Linked DNA regions of Homo sapiens: region 1 is linked to region 2. Evidence: chromatin loops called from intact Hi-C (ENCODE). Cell type or tissue: PC-3. All regions are shown on one strand. Region 1 holds the start of LINC01429 (long intergenic non-protein coding RNA 1429). Region 2 has its middle 100 kb from the start of LINC01429.

The links. Peaks named below come from ENCODE experiments on the same cell type or tissue, not always from the same donor. Only the 100,000 strongest peaks of a DNase experiment are listed, where the experiment ranks them.
Region 1: a loop joins it to region 2, with 2.6 times the contacts of the local background. A loop is called at or near these places in 2 of 110 quality-filtered maps.

What each region holds. Positions count from the first base shown.
Region 1 is chr20:51,855,747-51,863,746 of GRCh38, forward strand. LINC01429 (long intergenic non-protein coding RNA 1429) reads right to left here and starts at 7,167. Exons shown (of 3, transcript NR_110016.1): 1 at 7,079-7,167. RefSeq lists an enhancer at 6,656-7,222. In PC-3, no CTCF peak of the experiment used is centred here; a DNase peak (open chromatin) is centred at 4,765; H3K27me3 peaks cover 301 bases.
Region 2 is chr20:51,962,330-51,970,329 of GRCh38, forward strand. No RefSeq gene overlaps it. Among named protein-coding and RNA genes, the nearest start is that of LINC01429, 100 kb to the left of the region's middle. RefSeq lists enhancers at 6,199-6,700, 6,701-7,200. In PC-3, CTCF peaks have their summits at 4,203 (motif pointing left) and 4,405; a DNase peak (open chromatin) is centred at 4,182.

The sequences.
Region 1 (8,000 bases), 110 kb before region 2:
TTCTCTGTGATAAGTGCCCCGGAGCGCAACTGCTGGGTCATGTGGTACTGCATGTTTAGTTTTTTTTTTTTTAACAAACTGACAGTTTTCCAGAGTGGCTGTAACACGTGACATTACCTCCAGAAATGCATGGGTGCTATGTACAGAGTGGTAAAAAAAAATCTCTGTCGCCAAACCATCTGAACTCTAGTGAAAGTGGGGTGGGTGTGAACAAATGAACAAAATCTACATTGTATTAGACAAGGATAAGTGCTTTGGAGAGAATGAGGCAGCCAGTGGGGGTGGGGTCTGCAAGGGTCTGGATGGATCAACTGCAGTGGTGAAAAGGGAAGGCTTTGGAGGGAAAGTGACACCTGAAGATAGAATAAATGTGTTATTGTGGAATGCAATGCTGCTCCACTGCCCCCCCACACCTTTTTTTTTCAATGCCTTGAAAAGACTTAATCCAGACGAACTCTCTTCTCGCCTGCTTTCTTTTTTTTTTTTTGAGACAGAGTTTCGCTCTGTCACCCAAGCTGGAGTGCAGTGGCACAATCTCAGCTCACTGCAACCTCTGCCTCCTGGGTTCAAGTGATTATCCTGCCTCAGCCTCCTGAGTAACTGGGATTACAGGTGCATGCCACCACGCTCAGCTAATTTTTTGTATTTTTAGTAGAGACAGGGTTTCACCATGTTGGTCGGGCTGATCTTGAACTCCTGACCTGAAGTGATCCACCCGCCTTGGCCTCCCAAAGTGCTGGGATTACAGACATGAGCCACTGTGCCTGGCTTGATTTTAGATTCCCATCTGATGTTCTCTATAACTTTGATGACTCCCCAAACAAAGGCTCCCAAACACACTCTGAGGCTTATGGTAATGAATTTAAATAAGCCAGCGTGTGTACTGGGTGTAGCACATGTCCAGAAGCAGGAAACCCTCACTGTCCTCTATAAGCTGCTGTTCTGTCAGGAACATTGTGACAGCACTGCTGCTGATATTATCGTTTTCATATCCCAGAATGGGAATGGTTTCTTGCCATCCTCAGACAGAGTTGCCTCATCTTGATGACAGTGGTAGGATGAGTAATAATTATCTACCATTGTCTAACTTAGATATCAAGCACTTTGCACCAATTCTTATTGGGTGCTCAAAGAAACCTCAGGAGGAATATGCTATCAGTATAACTCCCTTTTTATAGCTAAGGCCACAAAGGCTCTGAGTGGCGAAGTGGTCCATGAGGGTCTCAGAGCAGTAATGGGGAAGAATGAGATTTTGAATCCTAAAGCACTAGAGGAAATGTTCTTCAACTATGCCTCAGAGGTGTCCTAGAAAATCAGACCGGAAGAGTATTCACCAAATTTAGTATTTGTGCTGCAACGATTGGAAATCCATAAGTAAAAGAATGAAAGTGGACTTTTCCCTCACACCATATGCAAAAATTAATTTGAAATGAATCAATAACCTAAACAGAAGAGCTAAAGCCATAACACTCTTAGGAGAAAACACAGGAGGAAATTTCCATGAACTTGGAATTGGCAATGGGTTCTTAGATATGAACACACAAAACATGAGCAACAAAATAAAAAATAAAGCACAAGGAACAAAAGGAAATAAATTGGACTTCATTAATTTCTTTTCTTTTTTTTTTTTGAGGCAGAGTCTTACTGCTGTCTCGGCTCACTACAACCTCTGTTCCCCAGGTTCAAGCAATTCTCCTGCCTCAGCCTCCCAAGTAGCTGAGAATACAGCTGTGCACCACCACACCCGGTTTCACCATGTTGGCCAGGGTGGTCTCAAACTCCTGACCTCAAGTGATTGTCCCACCTTGGCCTCCCAAAGTGCTGGGATTACAGAAGTGAGCCACCACACCCGGCCGGGACTTCATTAAATTTAAAAACTTTTGTACATCAAAGGACATTATCAAGGAAGGAAAAAGACAACTCACAGAATGGGAGAAAATATTCGCAAATCAATCATAAATCTGATAAGGGTCTGGGATCTAAATTTTTTTTGTAGCCACCACGCCTGGCTAATTTTTGTGTTTTTAGTAGAGATGGTGTTTCACTATGTTGGCCAGGCTGGTCTTGAACTCCTGATCTCAGGTGATCCAACCACTTCGGCCTCCCAAAGTGCTGGGATTACAGGTGTGAGCCACCACTCCCAGCCTGGGATCTAAAATTTGTAAGGCATTCTTGCAAAGCAACAACAAGACAAACAACTCAGTCAAAATATGGGCAAAGGACTTGAATAGATATTTTCTTCCAAAGAAGATGTACAAAAGGCCAGAAAGCACATGACAAGATGCTCAGCATCATTAGTCACTAGAGAATGCACTTCAAAATCACAAGGCATCATTTCACATCCACTAGGATGGTTATTATCAACAAAACCAAACAGAACACAAAAACCCAGGTTGGGTATGGTGGCTCATGCCTGTAATCCCAGCACTTTGGGAGGCCAAGGTGGTTGGATTACCTGAGGTCAGGAGTTCGAGACCAGTCTGGCCAACATGGCAAAACCCCATCTCTACTAAAACTACAAAAATTAGCCAGGCATGATGGCACACGCCTGTAATCCCAGCTACTCAGGAGGCTGAGGCAGGAGAATAGATTGAACCCGGGAGGCGGAGGTTGCAGTGAGCCAAGATTGCTCCACTGCACTCTTGCCTGTGCGACAGTGAGACTCCATCTCAAAAACAAACAAACAGGCCAGGCGCGGTGGCTCATGCCTATAATCCCAGCACTTTGGGAGGTCAAGGCAGGTGGATCACGAGGTCAGAAGATTGAGATCATCCTGGCGAACACGGTGAAACCCCGTCTGTACTAAAAATACAAAAATTAGCCTGGCTTGGTGGTACGCACCTCTAGTCCCAGCTACTCAGGAGGCTGAGGCAGGAGAATCACTTGAACCCAGGAGGCAGTGGTTATAGTGAGCCGAGATCGAGATCATGCTACTGCACTCCAGCCTGGGTGATACAGCAAGACTCCATCTCAAAAAAACAAAACAAAACAAAACAAAACAAAACAAAAAAACAAAAAATAAGAAAACAGGCATTCAAATACACGTACATACGTGTTCAGAGTAGCACTATACACAATAGCCAAAAGGTGTAAATATCCCAAATGTCCATCAACTGGTGAGTGCAGAAATGAGATGAAGTACTGTATAAGTTCTGTTGTACCACAGACAATTATTCAGCCATAAAATGGAATGAGATACTGATACGTGCTACAATGTGGATGAGCCTTGAAAACATTACAGTAAGTAAAAGAAGCCAGACACAAAAAGCCACATTTGATTTTGTTGATAAGAAATAGGAATCTGAATCTGTTCACTTTAACCAGAATAGGTAAGGCCATGGCGAGATGCCGATTGGCGGTTGCCAGGTCCTGGGGGCTAGGGTAGAACTGGGGAGCGACTGCCTACTGGCTACACGGTTTCCACTTGGGGTGATGAAAATGTTTCGGTGCTGGACAGAGGTGGTGATAACGCAATACTGTGAATATACCAACTGCTCCTGAATTGGTCACTTTAAAATGGTTAATTTTATGTTATGTGAATTTCATGTCAATTTTTTTTCTTTTTTCTTTTTTTTGAGACAGAGTTTCACACTTGTTGCCCAGGCTGGAGTGCAGTGGTGCAATCTCGGCTCACCACAACCTCCGCCTCCCGGGTTCAAGCGATTTTCCTGCCTCAGCCTCCCGAGTAGCTGGGATTACAGGCGTGCGCCACCACGCCCAGCTAATTTTGTATTTTTAGTAGAGACAGGGTTTCTCCATGTTGGTCAGGCTGGTCTCGAACTCCCGACCTTAGGTGATCTGCCCGCCTCGGCCTCCCAAAGTGCTGGGATTACAGGCGTGAGCCACCGCGCCCAGCTTCATGTCAATTTTTAAATTTCACGTTTGATTCCAGGGGTTGGGAGTTTGCTGCCCTTCATCATGGAGTTTGCTGCAGCCAGTGCAGGGGTGAAAAGGGAAGAGCAAAACAGGCAGATCTCGTTTAGGAGAGATACTGCAATTTATCTGATGCTGATCTTTTAAGTCACTTCTGGTGCCAAAGAGCACTGGACTTGGAGCCTGAAGAACTGAGACTTCCTGACATTTGGCCTTAAGCAAGCCTGAGCTTAGACTTCCTGAGCTTTTCCCGATGTTTTGTGTTGGGCAGCCCCATTTCCCTGGACAGCTGCAGGGATGGAGGGAAGTGATGCGTGTATGCATGTGGGCTTGTTCCTTCCTTCTCTATTCCACAGGCTGTCAGTGTACAGGTATGTTTGCACACAAGAAAGATGTTGGTCCTGGGGTCTCAGAGGCACCAAAGAACTGGCCAGCTTTGTCCAATTCATCCAAAATCCAGTCAGTGGCGTAAAGAGGAAGCCATCACACCAGGCCTTTGCCAACAAAGCAGACAGGCTGCCCAGCCCAGGAGCTGCCTACTCTTACTCGCCTGTTGGTTTGAGCAGATGCAGCCATGACAGCAGGGTTACAAAGGCCACCCCAGCCAGGCCACCACCCTCCACCAGGGCTCTGCCAGGATGGATTGAACCCTGGCCCTCATGTGTTACTTGATGACAGCAAGATACCTGATAAGAAACTGTTTGGATGTCACAGAGAACACATTTTAACAGCCCAGAGAGGTGGGATTATCACAGAGTGGTGTAAAAGAAGCAAAATTATTTCGGATAAACCATGAAGGAATTTTATTACCCAGTGCAGTTATAAATCAAGTTCTCTGTAAATGCAATAAAACAATTGTTTAGTCTGCATGATTCATACCACAAACCTCAGGATTCTTGGTTTTGATCTTATTGCCGCAATAAACTGTCTAGACAGCAATTAACAAACTGTTTTTCCTTCAGATGTTTGGAGTGCTGGTACAGCGGGAATCGGCACTTAGAAATTCAGGGGCTTCTTCCTGGCTCCTATTAATTATCAGGTTGGGTGAGTGGGAAAAGCCCAGAATCTTCTCAGAATTAGCCTTCTGGAAGTGTCCTTCCCCTGTGAATGTGCCACTTCACCACATAATATTCACTTATAACTGGCAGAAAATCCAAATATACAGATTTTCTTAAACCTTGGCCTGTCACTTTAGAGAGAAGTGAGCAGAATTAACTTTTTTTTTTTTTTTTTTTGGAGACAGTCTTGCTCTGTTGCCCAGGCTGGAGTACAATGGCATGATCTTGGCTCACTGCAACCTCCACCTCCCGAGTTCAAGTGATTCTCCTGTCTTAGCCTCCCAAGTAGCTGGGATTACAGGAATGCACCACCACGCCCTGCTAATTTTGTATTTTTAGTAGAAACAGGGTTTCATCATGTTGGTCAGGCTGGTCTCGAACTCCTGACTTCATGTGATCCACCTGCCTTGGCCTCCCAAAGTGCTGGGATTACAGGCATGAGCCACCATGCCATGCCTGGCCTAGCTTTTGTATATCCTTGGAGCAAAATTTATATACAGATAAGTCATTTCTTCATGTATTCATTCATTTATTCAGCATTAGGGTATAATAGTTTAGAACACTCACTCAGGAGTCTAATCGACTTTCGTGCCATTTCAGGTACGTGATTTCACCTTCCTGAAGTTTATTTTGCATATGTTGAAAGTCATGGAGGAAAATTAAATGAAATTATCTGTGTAAATTGCCTGGAACATAATAAGAGCTCAAAACTATTCACTATTATTGTCTATCATCCATGCATTCATCTGTCCATCCACGTATTCACCATCCCTCTATCTATCCATCCATCCACCCACCTATCCATCCATTCCTTCACCCTTCCTTTCTTCCTTCCTTCTATCATTTATTCACCTATCTGTCCATTCTTCCTTCTTTTCTTTCCTTCCTTCCAACATTTATCCATCCATCCATCCATCCATCTATGCATCCACCCACCCACCCACCCATCCTTCCATCCATCCCTCCATCTATCCCTCCATCTGTCCATTTATCTACACACTCACTCATTCATTCCTTCTTTGCCTGGTACTCTATGCCAGATTGTTGAGATTATAAAAACAAATAAGATATATCCCGACTTCATGGAGATCCCAGTTTAGCTGGAAAGACAGCATTAGGTCTCTGGCTGTAGGCAGCATCTGATCCTGAAGGAAATAGTGAGAGAAAACCTGGGGAAGTGTTTAGTTTCTGGTCTAGCCCTGGTGATTTAAGATGATATGTGAGACGCACTCACCTCCCAGGGCTCCTGATGGCTCAGAGCTCAGTGGATGAACATGGCTTCATCCACACAGTCAGTTACACGGTGAGACTACACATTTGGCAAATGCCCCAAACAAACAAACAAACAAACAAAATAATTTGGGTTCAAGGTAACAGTAAATCACACTCTTCAAACCTAAATATTCTTCTCTAGGCTTCTTCCCACCTTTTCTTCCCTTCTTTCTGCCAACTCCTTCTCCTCCATTTTGCGTCAGACACCATGTGCATTGGGAGGATGTTGCTAGGTCACAGTGGGGACACTTGCTCTATTTACAGAGAAAACAGGGCTCCTCAGATTCACAGGGTTTGCAAAGGAAAGCCCTCCCAGAAAGGAATTCCAGCCTTCCCTTCTGAGGCTGGTGCAGCAGGGCTGGGGGCTGCAGGAACAGACCAGAGAAAGTGACTCAGAATTCCCTTCGGCTACAGTACGATTGCGAGAACCATTTTAAGTATGAGCTGTGGCTCCCCTCTCCCTTTTTCCTCAGCCTCCAGGGAGCTGCCATTTAAAAAATCTTGGCCTGGCCAGGGGCGGTGGCTCATGCCTGTAATCCCAGCACTTTGGGAGGCTGAGGTGGGCGGATCACCTGAGGTCGGGAGTTTGAGACCAGCCTGACCCCTGACCAACATGGAGAAACCCCGTCTCTACTAAAAATACAAAATTAGCTGGAGGCTGAGGTAGGAGAATCGATTGAACTCGGGAGGCAGAGGTTGTGGTGAGCTGAGATCACGCCATTGCACTCCAGCCTGGGCAACAAGAGCAAAACTCCATCTCAAAAAAAAAAAAAAAAAAAAGAAAAGAAAGAAAGTAATCCATGTCTTTCTCACGTACCAACATCCAGATAGAAGCAGTCCAGGATGGGTAGAGCAGCTCCTTTGGTAGAACCCACCTCTATTGCGCTGCCATGCCTGGCACGTTGCTCCCATCCCCATGGTCCAAGGGTCCTCTCCTCCACATCCCCATCCAGCCAGCAGAAAGGGGAGACAATGAAGGGAAGGCACGCCCCAGAAGGATGTGCCTCCGAGGCCTCTCACATCACTGGAATGCTCTCCCCATAGCCTAGGATTTAGTCACGAGACCGCACAGGGGAGCTGAGCTCTTTGTTCTGGTTGGCCATGTGTCCACATCTATTACTACACAAAAGTGGGGATGGCCATGGAGGGAGAACCAGCAAATTCTTTCATACGCTCCTATGGCCTTGATCCATCCAGTGGGTACATTTCTGAGCCCCTCGCTTTCTCACTGCCTCTTCTGCTGGGAGCATGACTCCCGGGCTGCAGAAGGACAGGCTGGTGCATTGAGAGTCTTTAGGCTTTGCTTGAATTGCAAATGCTCTGGTTTTCTGGCAAGACGGAAGTAGGTCCCTGGGCAGAAGTGTCAGAAGACCTGGGGTTGCCTCTGAACGTCACTGTTTCTGGGTCTGAGACCTTGGACTCAGAAATGAAAAAAACCTCTGAACCTCAGTGAAATGGGGGAAAAAATAAATGACTTCCATAGAGTTATTGGGAGGACCAAACTGCATTACCAAATACATTCTGAAAAGGTGAAAGTTCTCCAAATGATTGTGTGTTTTATCATCTCCACCACCACCATTTTTCTTTTTCTTTTTTTTTTGAGACAGAGTCTTGCTCTGTTGCCCAGGCTGGAGTGCAGTAGCGCGATCTCGGCTCACTGCAAGCTCCACCTCCCGGGTTCACCCCATTCTCCTGCCTCAGCCTCCCGAGTAGCTGGGACTACAGGCACCCGCCTCCACGCCCGGCTAATTTTTGTATTTTTAGTAGAGACGGGGTTTCACCGTGTTAGCCAGGATG
Region 2 (8,000 bases):
CTTTGAGGGGATGCAGAAGCAAAACCAGTGGAAAAGGTCAGAACTGCTCTGTTTGTTTTTCCAAATTGTCGGAGTAAAGTTACAATATGCCACCTGGGTAAGCCTACTAGCTAAATATCCAGATAATGTACACAGTAACCACAGGGATTTCTCGGACAGATTGGAAACGTTGGAGGAGGAATTTGCTTGGGGGAAGGGAACTAGACGAACCTGGGTTAAGCCCTCCCTAAGCATGGAGGGGTTGCTCAGTGCCTGACATGAAAAACGGTCTTATTTTTAATCCTCAGGACATCTCTTTGAGGAAGGTATTATTATTCCCAGAATAATAATAGGGGATGGGGGATGGCTCGTGTGACTTGCCCCTGGCATTTTCCTTCATGGATATTCCCGTATCTGATCATTTCTGCTTGTGTTTGAGCTTTCAGTTTCATCAGCATAATCTTTGTCGGAAGGCGGGAGTTTTACATTTGCAATTCTAGATTTTTCTTTCTGCTGGCGTTCCGGCAGACCACTACTGTTTGTTATATATCTACTTCACATCAAATAAGTCAAGCCGTAGAAAAAGTCCTGGGAGGTTTCCTGGGGTGTGGGTGTGGGGCCTCTGTGATATTTCTCTTTGCAGTTTAAGATTTTGAAAGGCAGAGGGTCTGAGGGGCAAGGGGAGAAAGTCCCCCCAGAGAGCGGTTTCTTTTTTCTTTCTTTTTTTTTTGGAGATGGAGTTTTGCTCTTGTTGCCCAGGCTGGAGTGCAGCCGCGCGATCTCAGTTCGCTGCAACCTCCACTTCCTGGGTTCAAGCGATTCTCCTGCCTCAGCCTCCCAAGTAGCTGGGATTACAGGCATGTACCACCATGCCTGGCTAATTTTTGTATTTTTAGTAGAGATGGGGTTTCACCATGTTGGCCAGGCTGGTCTTGAACTCTTGACCTCAGGTGATCTGCCCATCTCGGCCTCCCAAAGTGCTGGGATTACAATCATGAGCCGTTGCAGCTGGCACAAAGAGCCTTTTCAATTCAAATCCTCACCCACCTTCTCCCTAGTCTTTTCACTGGATGTCTGGGGGCTCACACCTGCTCTCTGACACTCCCATAATAAAGTTACTACCAAGGCCAACTATGGATCAGACTCACCTGGTGAATTTTCAGAAAACAGATATTTGCTTCCAATTTACATACAGGCTCAGATCCTGAAGGTCTAGTAATTAGACTCATTGCAAAAGTGCCCTCCGCTGATTCTCAAAATCAGAAATAACTATGAATGCATAGGAACACATACAAATTTAAAGTTATGAGAATCACTAATACATAGAAAACAATTTCAGATTTGATTACTGGCCAGGTCCACAGCTCAGCGTAAATGTCACCTGTTTAAAGAGATCTTCACCATCATCTTCCAAATTCTAGCCCTTTTAATAGCATAGAGTGGATATCATTTATCTGTGCATTCATCATTTGCTTCTCCCCAACAGAATGTTAGCTGCCTAAGAGCCAGAGTCTTTTCCACCCTCTTCTCGGTCAAGTTCAAAGTGTCTAGGTTAGTGTCTACACATCGCAGGTATTCAGTTTCTGCTGGGTGGGTGCATGAGTGAACAAATTTTTTTTTTTTTTTTTTTTTTGAGACAGAATCTTGCTCTATCACCCAGGCTGGAGTGCAGTGGTGCCATCTCGGCTCACTGCAGCCTCTGCCTCCTGGGTTTGAGCAATTCTAGTGCCTCAGCCTCCGGACTAGCTGGGACTACAGGCACCCGCCACCACGCCCAGCTAATTTTTGTATTTTTAGTAGATGGGGTTTCACCATGTCGGCCAGGCTGGTCTTGAACTACTGACCTCAAGTGATCCGCCTGCCTAGGCCTCCCAAAGTGCTGGGATTACAGGTGTGAGCCACTGTGTCTGGCCTGAACGAATGATTTGATTAGAAAAGGTTCAGTCAGCTAAGAGATACCCTAGCATTTATCTGATCTGGCCTCCTTGTTTAAGAAATCCTGGGAGGCAGGACAGAAAGCCAACCTGGCTAGCTGAGGTCACCATTCCTGGGCTTCTCATCATACCTGCCACAGTGGCCACTGTGAACAACTTTCTTCTCCTCTGACACCTGGGATTTTTTGTTTCAAATACTCAAAGGTGTGTATTACAGTATTGTTAATGGTAGCAAACACAAAAACAAAACCAACAAAAAACCTCTAGAAACAAAAGGAAAGAATCCTGACACATTCACACCATGGAATATTATATAGATATTAAGTAAAATGAGATAAAACTGGAAAAATTGTCTTAAAGGAATTTCCATTAAGTATTGTTGAGGGAGGAGAGAGGCTGGGTAAGAGGTAGGATTATTATGATAGAAAGGGAAAAGTTGGTAGAATTTTTTTTAAAAAAGAAGAAAATTAAATAATGGTGGTATTTTAAAAATATGTATGATATATCCACTTTATGTATCTATGAAAATTGCACAATTAAACATGCTTGTATGTAAGCAGAAGTTTTCTTTTTTAAAAAATGTGGGATGGCTGGGTGTGGTGGCTCACGCATGTAATCCCAGCACTTTGGGAAGCTGAGGTGGGTGGATAACCTGAAGTCAGGAGTTTGAGACCAGCCTGACCAACATGGTGAAACTCCATCTCTACTAAAAATACAAAATTAGCTGGGCATGGTGGTGCTTGCCTGTAATCCCAGCTACTTGGAAGGCTGAGGCAGGAGAATTGCTTGAACCCGGGAGGCAGAGGTTGCAGTGAGCCGAGATGGAGCCATTGCACTGAAGCCTGGGTGACAAGAGTGAAACTCCGTCTCAAAAACAAAAACAAAAAAAGCAAGATGCACCTACAGTGATAAAAAGGATAATGTATAGCTTCAAATGTAGGAAAGAAGGATTAAAAATAAATAAGCTGCCGGGCACAGTGGCTCACGCCTGTAATCCCAGCACTTTGGGAGGCCGAGGCGGGCAGATCATGAGGTCAGGAGATCGAGACCACAGTGAAAGCCCGTCACTACTAAAAAATACAAAAAATTAGCTGGGCGTGGTGGCGGGCACCTGTAGTCCCTGCTACTCAGGAGGCTGAGGCAGGAGAATGGCATGAACCTGGAAGGCAGAGCTTGCAGTGAGCCGAGATCGCGCCACTGCACTCCAGCCTGGGTGACAGAGCAAGACTCTGTCTCAAAAAAAAAAATAAAAAATAAAATAAATAAGCTAACATTTACTTCAAAATGCAGTAAGAAGAAAAACAGGGTCAAATATAAAGAAAGATGGAAATAAAAGGAAATAACCATCTGAAAAAAATTTAAACAGAAAATGTCCTAAAGCTAATATGAAACGTTCGGCCAGGTGCGGTGGTTCATGCCTGTAATCCCAGCACTTTGGGAGACTGAGGCTGGCACATCACTTTAGGTCAGGAGTTTGAGATTAGCCTGACTGAGATGATAAAACCCCATCTCTACTAAAACTACAAAAATTAACCAGGTGTGGTGGCACATGCCTGTATTCCCAGCTACTCGGGAGGCTGAGGCAGGAGGATCGCTTGAACCTGGGAGTTGTTGCAGTGAGCGGAGATCGTGCCACTGCATTCCAGCCTGGGCGACAGAGTGAGACTCCGTCTCAAAAAAAAGCTAATATGAAATGTTAACAGTTGTGGCTGGGCGCGGTGGCTCGCGCCTGTAATCCTAGTACTTTGGGAGGCCGAGACGGGTGGATTGCCTGAGCTCAGGAGTTTGAGACCAGCCTGGGCAACACAGGGAAGCCCTGTCTCTACTAAAATACAAAAAATTAGCCGGGCATGGCGGTGTGCGCCTGTAATTCCAGCCACTCAGGAGGCTGAGGCAGGAGAATTGCTAGAAGTTGGGAGGCGGAGGTTGCAGTGAGCTGAGATTGTGCCACTGCACTCCAGCCTGGGCAACAGAGCGAGACTCCATCTCAAAAAAAAAAGAAATGTTAACAGTTGTTATTTTAAAAGAAGGTTACAAAGCTGCTCATTGTATTTTTTTTTCTACTTTCTGTATTTTTAAACTTTCCTGTTAGAAAATTATACATCAAAAGTAAAGTGTCCCCATGAGGTCATTCTGTCCCCAGGAGTGGGAGGCTTGCCAGGCCTCTGGGTGGGGTGATGCCGTGCTCCTCCCAACCTTGATGCCAGGACTTCCTAACCAGGGGACACCTCATTTCGGTTCTGGTCAGCCTGGCTTTACTTCTCTCCTTACTGCCCCCTTATGGTAGCCATTTGCCAGGGTTTTGTCTTCCTTGGTTATGTCCCTAGCTAAGAGTGTTCTGGAGCCTTGATGTGGATCTTGTGTAGAGGATGAAAGCTAAAAAGTCAGGGAGCCACTTAAGGCATCCCTGGCCTGGGGAAAGGAGCCTTCCTTCTTCCCATTTCCCTTGTCAATGATGCCGGCTCCGTGGATTCTACTCCCATACTTGGGTAGATAATCTGGAAGTCTACTCCTCATCTTTTATGCAGGTTTTAGTTCTGGATAGTTCTTCAATCCTGTCCACTTCCCACTCCCACCCCCAAACGGTGCACTATGTATGAGCCATGCAGTAGGTACCCCGCATAAAGGGAAACTCGCACCTCCCTTCCTCACAGACTCCCATGGCGGGGAAGCTGGACTTGGCACAGGTGGAGTCCTGGGGAGTAAGTTCTTGGGCTGGCATGTTCATCATCTCACTGGTGGGCTCACCTTGGGCAAATGACAATTTCTCTAAGACTCAGTTTCTTCTTGCAGAAAACTAGGACCACAAACTGGGTATACATTAAGTAGATAATGAGTGTTTGGACTTTTGTTTACTGTGTATCTTTCCCAGTTTGTCTGGAGGGCATAGTCTTTCATGGTTTCGTTCAGCATGGTTTTCTTAGAGCGTTTATGCATGCCTGTCACATGTAGGCATTCTGGAAATATTTGTTGAATGAAGTACTTTTGCTTTGTAGTTTTACTTTAAATCTTCCCTTACTTCTCTTGGAGATTTTTTTTTTTTTTTTTTTTTTTTTTTTTGTGACGGACTTTCGCTCTTTTTTTTTTTTTTTTTTTTTTGAGACGGAGTCTCGCTGTCGCCCAGGCTGGAGTGCAGTGGCGCAATCTCGGCTCACTGCAGGCTCCGCCCCCTGGGGTTCACGCCATTCTCCTGCCTCAGCCTCCCGAGTAGCTGGGACTACAGGCGCCCGCCACCTCGCCCGGCTATTTTTTTGTATTTTTAGTAGAGACGGGGTTTCACCGTGTTAGCCAGGATGGTCTCGATCTCCTGACCTCGTGATCCACCCGCCTCGGCCTCCCAAAGTGCTGGGATTACAGGCGTGAGCCACCGCGCCCGGCCCGGACTTTCGCTCTTGTTGCCCAGGCTGGAGTGCAATGGCGCGATCGATCTCAGCTCACCAAAACCTCCACCTCCCAGGTTCAAGCGATTCTCCTGCCTCAGCCTCCTGAGTAGCTGGGATTACAGGCATGCGCCACCATGCCAGGCTAATTTTGTATTTTTAGTAGAGCCTGGGTTTCTCCCTGTTGATCAGGCTGGTCTCGAACTCCTGACCTCAGGTGATCTGCCCGCCTCGGCCTCTCGGCCTCCCAAAGTATTGGGATTACAGGTGTGAGCCACCATGCCCAGCCTAGGAGGAGATATTTTTAAGGGTTTAAAGAACATACCTAGACATAGAATTGTTGGGTCGTGGGAAATTCACACCTTCAGCTTCAACTAGATATCACCAATTGTTCTCCAAAGAGGTCTGCCAATTTCTACTCCCAAATAGCAGTTTATAAGGGTTTCCTTCTGTTCACGTTCTCTCTAGAACCTGGTACTTTCGGATTTTAACTGCTATGCCATCCTGATGGGAATGAAATGCTTTTTCTTTAAAGGGAAGAATGAAAATGGCAGGTCCACTTTAGGCTATACGACATATTGAACAATTTTAATTTTACTGTTACTGGATATTTACATTTTAGTTATCCCAGATCTCAGCTCCGATGTCTCTTCTGGGGAGGACTTTGCTGAATCCCTATATAAGTTGGTTTTCCCTTCAGTCACTGACTATCCCATCTGTCTATTTCCCTTCCCTTCTGTCTATTTCCCTTCCCAAGCACAGAAGTCGGAAAGCATCTTTTGGATTGTACTTGTTTACTGCTTTCTCTCCCAGGAGACTTTAAGCGCCCTTGCCTGTCTTGTTCACCACTGCACCTCCAGGCCTAGCACAGAGCCTGGTACAGGACAAGAATGTACAAAATATATAGAGAATAAATGAAAGAGTGTATGGACTTATTGAAAAGCAGAAGCCAGTGGACTAATTCAACACTGGACTCACTAAAATGAATCTTGACAGTTATAGGCAAGTGCTACTGTCAGATACTCTTCCTTTGTTTTGCCCTTCTTACCTTTGAGCCAGAGGTTTTGTTTTTTTTTTTCAGTTTTTTGTTTTGAGACGGAGTCTCAAACTGCACTGCACTGTCGCCCAGGCTGGAGTGCAGTGGCGCGATCTTGGCTCACAGGTGCCTGCCACCATGCCCAGCTGATTTTTTTGTATTTTTAGTAGAGATGGGGTTTCATCGTGTTAGCCAGGATGGTCTCAATCTCCTGACCTTGTGATCTGCCCGCCTTGGCCTCCCAGAGTGCTGGGATTACAGGCATGAGCCACTGCACCAGGCGTGTTTTGTTTTTGAGACAGGGCCTCACTCTGTCGCTCAAGTTGGAGTGCAGTGGCACGATATCGGCTCACTGCAGCCTCGACCTCCTGGGCTTAAGCGATCCTCCCACCTCAGCCTCCTAAGTAGCTGGGACCACAGGCATGTGCTACCACGCCCAGCTGATTTTTTTTCTTTCTTTTCTTTTTTATTTTGCAGAGATGGCGTGTCACTATGTTAACCAGGCTGGTCTTGAACTCCTGAGCTCGCGTGATCCTCCTACCTTGGCCTGCCAAAGTGCTGGGATTACAGGTGTGAGCCACCACACCTGGCCTGAGCCAGAGGTTTTATAATTCACTTAACAAGTGTTTTTGATCACCCCCCGTGTGCCAGTGACTGTGCCATGGAACTACTCATGGAATGAAGGCAAAATTACAGGTCTGCAGTTTTGCTGAGAGTGGCCTTGGGTGACTCAACTCAGAATGAGACATGAAATCTGGCATAAATAATCTCTTCAAAAGAAAAAAACACTTCTTGGCCGGGAGTGGTGGCTCATGCCTTTAATCCCAGCACTTTGGGTGGCTGAGGAGGGCGGATCAAGGTTGGGAGTTCGAGACCAGCCTGACCAACATGGAGAAACCCCGTCTCTACTGAAAATACAAAATTAGCCAGACATGGTGGTGCACGCCTGTAATCCCAGCTACTCGGGAGGCTGAGGCAGGAGAATCACTTGAACCAGGGAGGTGGAGGCTGCGGTGAGCCAATATCATGGCATTGCACTCCAGCCTGGGCAACAAGAGCGAAACTCCGTCCCGCCCCCCCGCAAAAAAAAAAGAAAAAGAAAAAGAAAAAAAACACTTTTCTCATAGAGGAGTAGTAGTGATGGTGATAATAAGGAAAGTCAACATTTATCAGGGGCTTACTGCATGCCAGGCATGGAACTAGTTGCTTTGCATGAATTATATATTTAATAATTAGAAAAACCTACAGCATGGTTATTCAAGTGCAGTCACCAATAGATGCATTGAATCTACCTGATTTCTACCAGTTGTGTGGAGAGAAAACGGAGACAGAGAAAAAGAAGACTGATTTAAATTATCTGGGCCACCATGTGCACTCTTGCAGGTAAGAGACGAGGCACACGTGCATTTTCTGGTCTTGAGCTCTGTCCAGTCCCTGATGGTGATACTATAATAGAAAAGATATGCAAGGTCATTTTTGACCATACTCAAAATTTTCCTCTATACACTGGCTTTTAGAATGAACTCCTTTGAAAACAAAGGCTTAGAGGGGGCTAAATGTCTTCTATAGCAGAGTCACACACCTGGAGGAGCAGAGGCAACCACTATGGGGACCCAGAGGCTTTGATCCTAACCTGTCTCCTAAATTTAACACCTCACTAGGTTTTACTTC